Regions from separate parts of the Mus musculus genome. Here region 1 is linked to region 2. A link is a loop called in an ENCODE intact Hi-C map of the cell type or tissue named here. Cell type or tissue: heart. All regions are shown on one strand. Links, peaks and the distances in the headings refer to the core of each region. The heading gives the core; the rest is flanking DNA.

Evidence for each region. A loop is a pair of places that touch in the nucleus more often than their neighbours do. Peaks named below come from ENCODE experiments on the same cell type or tissue, not always from the same donor. Only the 100,000 strongest peaks of a DNase experiment are listed, where the experiment ranks them.
Region 1: it touches region 2 in a loop (2.1-fold over the local background); 1 of 42 quality-filtered maps calls a loop at or near these places.

Annotation. Positions count from the first base shown.
Region 1 is chr12:80,371,038-80,373,537 of GRCm38, forward strand. The region is part of intron 6 of Dcaf5 (DDB1 and CUL4 associated factor 5); the gene reads right to left. Among named protein-coding and RNA genes, the nearest start is that of Mir1843a, 19 kb to the right of the region's middle. In heart, for the core only: no CTCF peak of the experiment used is centred there; no DNase peak of the experiment used is centred there.
Region 2 is chr12:80,269,605-80,276,184 of GRCm38, forward strand. It overlaps Gm29952 (a long non-coding RNA gene), which reads left to right and starts at 1,121. Exons shown (of 4, transcript XR_381744.1): 1 at 1,121-1,458; 2 at 6,442-6,539. In heart, for the core only: no CTCF peak of the experiment used is centred there; no DNase peak of the experiment used is centred there; H3K4me3 peaks cover 612 bases; H3K27ac peaks cover 1,369 bases.

The DNA.
Region 1 (2,500 bases), core at 1-2,500, 100 kb after region 2:
CCGGCTTTGTTAATGTCTACTGGGGTTTCCGAGTAGATCCCAGCTCCCAGCTAAGGTTGTGCGTTAAAAGAGAACTGTCATGTCACATCACCAGAGCACAGCAATCTCACTTATTCCTAATCTAAGAATAAATTCAAGTTACCTCATGGGCTTTTTCAAACAATTATTAACCTGTCTACCCCTAGCAAGCTTTCCATGATTTCTAAACTCCAAACCAGTAAATGGACTACAGGATGAACCTCATCCAAAGAAGATTGTTGAAGATTGGTAGTGCCTGAGCCTCCAGGTCCCAGGAGTCCTGTAAACCCTTAGGATTATCTACCACACTATCTAGTTATATGTATTTTCTGACAGTGTTCATGGCTTCTGGATTTTTAAAAAGGTCAAAAGTTCAAAAGAATTCGAAACAGCTGATTTAATAAACAGGTTCTCTGCAATCTACCTTTCCTCTTTGGTACTGGGTACTGAGTCCACATGGAGGGCAAGTGCACCACCTCTGGGTTACATCCCTCCCAAGTCTTCCTCTAACTTTATTTGGGGACAGGAGACTCCTTCTGTTTCAGTCTCTGCAGTAGCTAAGACTACACTGTACTACCAGGCCTGGTTAAATAAAAATCCTCTAAAATTCACTCACAGGCCATACTGCATATGCCTTTAATCAGAGGCAAATGGATCTCGATGAGGTCCAGGTTCCCAAGGCGCCACAGTAAAACCCTGCCTCAAGAAAACAAAACAAATATATAAAATATTCACTCCCTAGTGGTTGAGGAGATGGCTCAGTGGGTAAAAGTGTTTGCCATACAAGCCTGATAATTAAATGTGCAGAGTGAGGAGACCCTATCTCAAACAAGACAGGAAGGTGAGGAACACCACCTGAAAGCTGTCTTCCACATATGTGCACATGAGCACACACAAAAAACAAGTAATAATTCCTTTAAAAATCCACTCCCTAAACAATACATACAAGGAATTTGTCAGCCATACGCTCTTTCTCATTGGCCCACAAAGACCACTTGATCTCAGTAATATGGAGGGAGCATGATCATGAAAACAGGCACAGTCACAGGCAAGGGTGTGAGTTTAATCCTGGCTAGTCCACCACTGACTCACACTGCACATCACTCTGGGCCTCACCTTTAAGGGGAATGAAACCAACTGTACCTAAAGGTCACTATGTGGACTCAAATGCAAGAGAAGAAAATGAGCAAGGAAGTGGAAAAAAAAATTGGCCAAAAGCCATAAAACAAATCAAAGGATGGAATCCAAGAGTTATATCTTCCTATAGAAAAAGTATATTTTTATCTCATATGAAAAAGAACATATCATATGTGGAGTCCAGGGGTGACAGTCATAGAAAGTAGAGCTATAGTGTGACAGGGCAGTTCTCCTGCTGTTGTCATGTAGTAGTCTTCCTCCTCCTCTTCCTCTTCCTCCTTTAAAGATTTATTTACTTTAAGTATGTGAGTACACTGCAGCTGTCTTCAGACACACCAGAAGAGGGCATTGGATTCCATTATAGATGGCTGTGAGTCACCATATGGTTGCTGGGAATTGAACTCAGGATCTTTGGAAGAGTAGTTAAAGAGCCCCACCCCCTTTTCTGTCTGTCCTGGAGCTCACTCTGTAGACCAGGTTGGCCTGGAACAGAGAGCTGACTGCCTCTGCCTCCTTAGTGCTGGGTTAAAGGCATGTGCCATCACCATCTTTAATCAGTAAATTTACTAGCATTAAATCTATACTACATTCTTGCCCCTCATCCTACACATACACATAGCATCGACAGAGAGACGTGAGCAGTGACATCATGTCTAAGGCCAGGCCACATCTTTTTTTTTTTTTTTTAAAGATTTATTTATTTATTATATGTAAGTACATTGTAGCTGTCCTCAGATACTCCAGAAGAGGGTATCAGATTTCGTTACGGATGGTTGTGAGCCACCATGTGGTTGCTGGGATTTGAACTCGGGACCTTCGGAAAAGCAGTCGGCGCTCTTAACCACTGAGCCATCTCGCCAGCCCCAGGCCACATCTTTAAGGACACTTTGTTAGATTCATGGATTCATTCACAAGACAGCTCTTTGGAGGAGGGCCAAATGATTTCATTAGCATGATTTTGGGGGCCCTTGCCAACTGTCAAATCCCCAAGAAAGAGAGCCCAATGCTCTGTCACCCAGTGGCTCACCTTTTCAACTACACTTGGTCATATTTTCCTTTCCTTCTCTATTCCTTTTTCAGCAAGATATAGAGACAAGCAGGCCTTGCATTAATTGAGACTAGAAAAGGGAAGATTTTAAAATAATCAGCACGTCCATTTCTAGATATACAAGCTGCTTGCATGAAAAACTGCTTTTTCAGAAGTCTGAGCATCCCGCTGGACCCAGCCTGGGACAAGAAACACTTAAGGAATCGTGAAGGAAGGAATAAAAGGCAACTGCTGCTTTCTTAGTGTGTACAGAAAGCCAGCAGGTGGAACACTAGCATTCTCTTTAACCTGTTAAGA
Region 2 (6,580 bases), core at 1,785-4,284:
TATTGTGTAAAATTACCTTTAGGCTGTGTGTTTGCAACAGAAATTAATTTTGTATTAAGACTTTGACTCCCTCCATCCCTGAGATACCACATTATGTATATGTAAGTACTCCCATATCAAGGGTGGGGACCCTGAAATCCGAAACACTTCGTAGTCCTAAGCTCTTTGGAGAAAGGATATTCAACTTCAAGCCATAGAAGGCTAGAAGGAGATAGGAAAAACCATGTCGCACTAGTTAGCCTCAGCTGTCAACTTGACACAACCCAGAGTCATCTGAAGAGTCTCAATGTGGTGACCAAATCAATCAGACTGGTTTGTGAGCATCTCCGTGGCACAATTTTCTGGATTGCTAATTGATATAAGAGGGCCCGGCACTCTGTGGGGCGTATCATCCCTCACCAAGGGGAGTGGGCTGGAAAGAAAGCCAGCTCACCAGAAGCTAGGGAGAGCAAGCTAGTAAGCAGCATCCTTCCATGGACTCTGCTTTGGCTACTGTCTCCAAGAGCTACCCTGACTTCCTTCTGCGATAAACTGTTACCTGGCGCTGTAATATGAAATAAACTCTTTCTTCCATAAGTTATATTTTGATAATGGTGTTTATCATGGTGACAGAAAGCAAACAACAAGGCTAAAATTTCTTAGGGTTTCTAGGCCCAAAAGGCTGAAATTAGCTTGGTCCTCAGACCCAATAGCAAATGGGTTATTGAGCTCACATTCTCTGAAACTCACGAGAGCACCTCTCTGAGCTGACAGACTGTTCTCTGCTCTGTTCGAGCCCTTTGTCCACATTTTCCACTTCCAATGTTTCTATGAGTTATTTGCTATAGGAAATACGGTTTTAGTAAAATCCCAGCCCTCTGCCTCAGTTTCCCTATCAGACAGAAGCCATTCCCTTTGCTGTGGTCTACGTAAACAATTCATAAGTCCTTGAGCCTTTGGGGAAAGTGAGGCTGGAGACACTCAAGTGGACTGTGTCCCTTGAGCAGCCGAGTCAGTCTCTTCCAGACTTCATCTTCTGCTTGACTGGAACTGTTTCCTGAGGGCCATTCCTCCCCTCCCACCACAGACTTCAGGGTGTGTGGGACAGTGGGCAGGTTGCCCTTACAGGATCTCTAAGAAAAGACCGGCTTGCAGCTGGCGAAAGAGGTTCTTTGCTTCCCACACAGTGCCCAGCTCTCTGGTCTCAGGACAGAGCAACTGGCTTTCTGGTACCCTCTTTTCCTCAGTGAGCAAACTTCTATCTCTCTCTCAACTTCCTGGGCTAAAGGCAGGGAAGGACCCTAGGCTAATCTCTAACTCCAGCAGCAGTTCTGGGGTCGGCTCTGAGAACAAAGATAGCTATGCTTGACAGCTGCCCTGCCCCAGCCAGCTAAGAAAAGCTGGGAAGACCTCCCAGATATCTCTAGTTCCCAGCAAATATCAGCGGGCAAACAACCAAAGTACAGCTGGGAATTCCTGGTGAGTAATCCCCCCCCAACCTGGGTGTTGGCAGGCAGATTCCTGGGGCTGGGGGAGGCAGAGGCAAGGAGCGCTTGCTCTCAACCCCAGAGGCCGGCCAGGTCACTTCCTGGAGCTGATGAGATAACTTGGGGGGAGGGGTCAGCTCTCCCTAGGTGGGAGGCAGGATAAGGTCAGGAATTGAGCCTTGAGTTTAGCTAAGTAAACCCAGTCTTTACTGAGAAGCATGAGAGATTGGACTGGCCAGGTGATCTTTGAGTTCCTGGGCCTTCTCTTGAAATCCTTCTGAGACTTCCCTTCCTGTGTCAAGGACAAAGGTTTAACTCTTTCCAAAGTGTTTGGCCATCTTGAGTAGTAAGTTTCTTTGTAAAGGATACAAATGCTCGCAAGCCTATTAGTTTCTGTTATAATGTTTGAATTAGTTACTTTTGTTAGCTTACAAAGTGATGTGCCGCCATTGTAACAGTCACGCATATGTTGCTACATTTGGTTATTTTTCTCACTTTCCCACCTTGCCTTATTTTTCTTTCTTTTTCATTTTCTTTTTCTCTTTCCTCTCCCTTCTCTTTTCATCCTTCCCTTCTCTTTCCTTTCCTTAAAAAAAAAAAAAAAAAAAAAAACCCAAAAAACAAAAAACAAAGACTCCATCCTGCAGCCAGTGGCTCGGTAGCCTCAAACTCACAGTAATCCTCCTGCTTCAGTTTCCCCATCCCCTGGGAATACCACACCCAGTTTTTAGCATATTCTTTCCACATACGTAAAACTAGGTACAAACTTTTTAGGTGTTTCCCCCACCCCACCCCCCCCAGCATTGACAAAAAAAGCCAAATTCCATTTCAAAGAAGCTATAAGATCAGTAAAGTTCAAATGAGCACGTTAATTTAAAAGGGGCTGCTGTGTTTGCTGAAACTAAATGACTGCTGTCAGTGTGATTCAGATCTGGGGCAGGTGTTTCCTTCGCGCCTGGGATGTCTGTCTTACCAGCAGCCAGGCGGTGACTCCATCCTCCTGCCACTCTCTCAGTCTGAACTGCTGCATCAGGGTGCCTTCTAACCTTCACTCTGTGGGGGCACACAATAACTCATGAAGCTCCCCTCTGCTGTTTTCTCATTAACACTCAACAATTAGTGTTTAAAACAACAACTGTTTTGTTTTGTTTTATTTTTTCCAGCCAAGAAAATCTTTAAGTTTTGGGGCCTCATCTGAAATGGGAAGGGCCTCACCTTCATCTCAGCTACTCAACAGGGTAGCTATGCACACCCCTTATTTAGCCTTTGCTTCTAGAGTACCTACTATGCGTTGGGCACAAAATAGAAAGGATATAGCAGGGATCAGAATGGATAAAAGACTCGACCCTGTGGAGCTTACATTTCAGTGGGAGAGGCTAATAGAATAATTAAGACCTTGTCTCAAGGGGAAAAAGAAAGGAAAGGGAATCTAGAAGAATTGAAAGGGAGAGAAGGCACTTGCGTTTTCGAGGTGAGGTTCAGATTGGAGAGATGGCTCAGGGCTGGAGAGATGGCTCAGTGGTTAAGAGCACTGACTGTTCTTCCAAAGGTCCTGGATTCAATTTCCAGCAACCACATGGCAGCTCACCACTGTCTATAACTCCAGTCCAGGGGATTCGACACACATGCACATAAACCACCAATGCACATAAAATAAAAATCAATAAATAATTTTAAAAACTATTATTAGAGAGATGGTTCAATGTTTCAGAGCACTTGCTGCACGTGAGGGGCTGAGTTCAAATTTCCAAATAAAAAGCCTGTGGCTCAGGCTAGCCTCAAACTCACAGCAATCCTCCTGTTTCTGTTTGCTCAGTGCTGGGATTACAAGCATGAGTTCCCACACCCAATTTTTAAGATATTCTTTTGGTATGCACCAACATAAAACTAGGTACAAACTCTTTAGGGTTTTTCCCCCCCCTTTAGCAGTCATCACAGTGTATGTGCCTGTCACCCCAGTGATGAGGGGGTGAGACAGGAGGATCATGGGAGCTGACTATTTTCCAGACCTAGCTCTAAGTTCAGGGAGAGACCCTGTCTTAAAGGAATAAGGCAGAGAACAGAAAAGCAGAGCACAGAGCACCTTCAGGTGCACACGCCTGCATATGCCGCACACAAATACACTATGCTCACACACCACAGCCACAGCCACATTCAAAACAGCTTGTTTTGAGAAAGATTAAAACAGTGTTGAAGGGAAGTGTAGTTGAAGGGTGGTGTTTAAGACCTGAAAGAGAGGAAGAAACAAGAGCATTCTACAAAGAGCCAGGAAACCAGGTGGCTTGAGGGGAGCAGCACCCAGACACACTGAAGAACACAATAAAAACACAGGGACAATAAGTATCTGTCTTTCCGCTGCTCGGCAACCGCTTCCTGCTCCTGGCAACTGTGCCTCTAGATTCCTGTGGGAAAGCACCGCCCCTGTGTTTCAGGTAGGGTTCGCTCCACCCCTTCCAGGCCCGACCAATCAGGCATAATAATTGATTTTTGCATGCTCATGACACCCAATCAGATGAAAGCTGATCGAAAAGCTGCTTCCATTCACCCATCCCCCACCCAAGCCCCAACCCGGAGATCCCAGCACTGAGGATCAGCCTAGAGCAGTCAACTCTCAAACTGAGAAGGCTGAGAAGGTTAAAAAACAAAACAAAGCAAAACAAACAAACAAACAACCTAAAAAAAGAAAAATGAATTTCTGGACATCAGAAACCCCAGAGTTAGAGTTAAGGATGGTTGTGCTGAGAACTGAACCAAAGTCTTTTTTTTTGTTGGTTTTTTTTTTTTTTTTTTTTCGGTTTTGGTTTTTTCGAGACAGGGATTCTCTGTATAGCCCTGGCTGTCCTGGAACTCACTCTGTAGACCAGGCTGGCCTCGAACTCAGAAATCCGTCTGCCTCTGCCTCCCGAGTGCTGGGATTAAAGGCGTGCGCCACCACACCCGGCTTGAACCAAAGTCTTAATCGCTGAGCCATCTCATCTCTCCAGCACCAGACCAGCATCTCTCTCTCTCTCTCTCTCTCTCTCTCTCTCTCTCTCTCTCTCTCTCTCTCCCTCTCTCTCTCTCTCTCTCAAGCTTGGTATGTATCTAAGAATGACTTTGAATCTCTGACCCTCTAGTCTCCACCTCCTAAGCGATGGGATTCCAGATGTGTGCTTCCTCCCGTGGTTTATCCTACGGTCATCTTGATTCCCTTGCTTTCAAGTTTTATCTGCGTAAGCCATCGGCTGGTTATCATGGCTACTTGATTCATCTGGCAGACTCAAAGGACAAGCAGGGCACCGCTGCTGAGGCAAAGGGCTGGGAGCCCCAAGCTGTGGCTCACAGTCTCTTTGATGACTTCAGACTGAAGCCTGAAGGGCAATATGTCCCAGGGGTCCCCTGATATGGCTTGCTCCTTGCCACCCAGGCTGTCTGTAACCAGTTAAGTGTCCTTCTGACGGGGTGCTGACTTCCCGGAGCTGAGGAATCCAAGAGAGAGAAAACGAAGAGGAAACTTCATCGCACTTGACCTCATCTCTGAAGTGACACTCGCTCGCCTCTACTTCTTTCTGCTCATCTCCAGCCATGAAGCCACGGTCCAGGGTTTCTGTGCTCCTTACATTATCCCATTTTTACATCCACGAAAACTCTAGCTTCTGTGGAGAAGGCAGCGATGCTGTCCCTTCTTCTATTCCTGAGCCTTCATTCAGTGCTGTATGTTGAGAGTTGGACCATCTTGAGGGCCTGGCTTCCATATTAGATAGACATCTCTCTCTCTCTCTCTCTCTTTCTCCCTCTCATTTTTTCTCTCTCTTCTCTTCCCTCCTCCCTCTCTTTCTCCCCCCCCCTCTTTCTCCCCCCCCCCTTTTTTGAGACCGTATTTCTCTGTGTAACAGCCCAGGCTATACTGGAATTCACTCTGTACATCAGGCTGGCCTCAAATTCAGAGAACTGCCTGCCGCTGCTTCCCAAGTGCTGGGATTAAAGGTGTGGCCCCACCACCATCCAGCTGGAAGGCCATCTTTCACAGAGCACTCACCAAATGTGTGATGCATGGCAATTAATGTCCATTTTCTGAAGAAGAAGAAGAGGAGGAGGAGGAAGAAGGGGAGGAGGAGAAGGAGGAGGAGGAGGAGGAGGAGGAGGAAGAAGAAGAAGAAGAAGAAGAAGAAGAAGAAGAAGAAGAAGAAGAGCCACAGAAAGATGTGGCCAAAGTCTAACCCCAAACCACACATCCTAGCCTGTGCCTGACATACGTGATAATGGAGCACACATTCTGAAAGCACATGCTGGAACACATAACTGCTGTGATGAGAACTGGATGCTGGCCAGGCTTTCTATCCTTCACAGCTGGGGACAGGAACACTTACCAGCTTCTGGTTGGGTGTAGAGGCTGCAGACAAGGCAGAGTGGACATATTCCAACTGGAAGCCCAAACCAAAACCCCAGCTTCTGGGTGAATTTGGGCAGTTCTTTCTAAGGGCCAAGCAGGGTGAAATAGGATTTGAGATGACTCCAGACGGAAAAGGACAGCCCTGGCTTGTGCGACTGAGCCACACAGAAGTCAGAACCTGACCCATCTCCACTTAGGCATACTGCTTGCCCTGGTAGGATCTCTGCCTAGCACTTCGGGCCACTTCCTGTGGCTGGCCCTTATACATTGGGATATCACCCTTAGCCCTGCCTCTCACAAAAAAATGCTGAAACAAGATAGGGTGACACGATTCTGTAATCCCAGTATTCAAGAGTCAGACAGAAGGACTGAAAGTTCAAGACCAGCCTGGTCTATATATGAGTTGCACGACAGAACTGGCAACATAGAGAGACCCTATCTGGAAAGGAGGGAGGGAAGGAGGGAGGGAAGGAGGGAGGGAGGGAGGGAGGGGGAGCACATCAAGCCTTTCCTTGCATGTATTCAAACTAAATGTGATCTGCTACCCTTGCTGGGGCCCAGAAGACATTAACTCTGCATTAACTCATGTGGGCTTTCTTGCAGATCTCAGCCAGCTGAACTGTGTTTGGATCAAAGACAAACTTCATCAACTCATGGCCACCTCCAACCTCTCTATGCACATTAGGCAATAGCAGCTGCAGGTTGGTCTTTGTGGGCTCCATTGTCACAGCTGGTGTTGCAG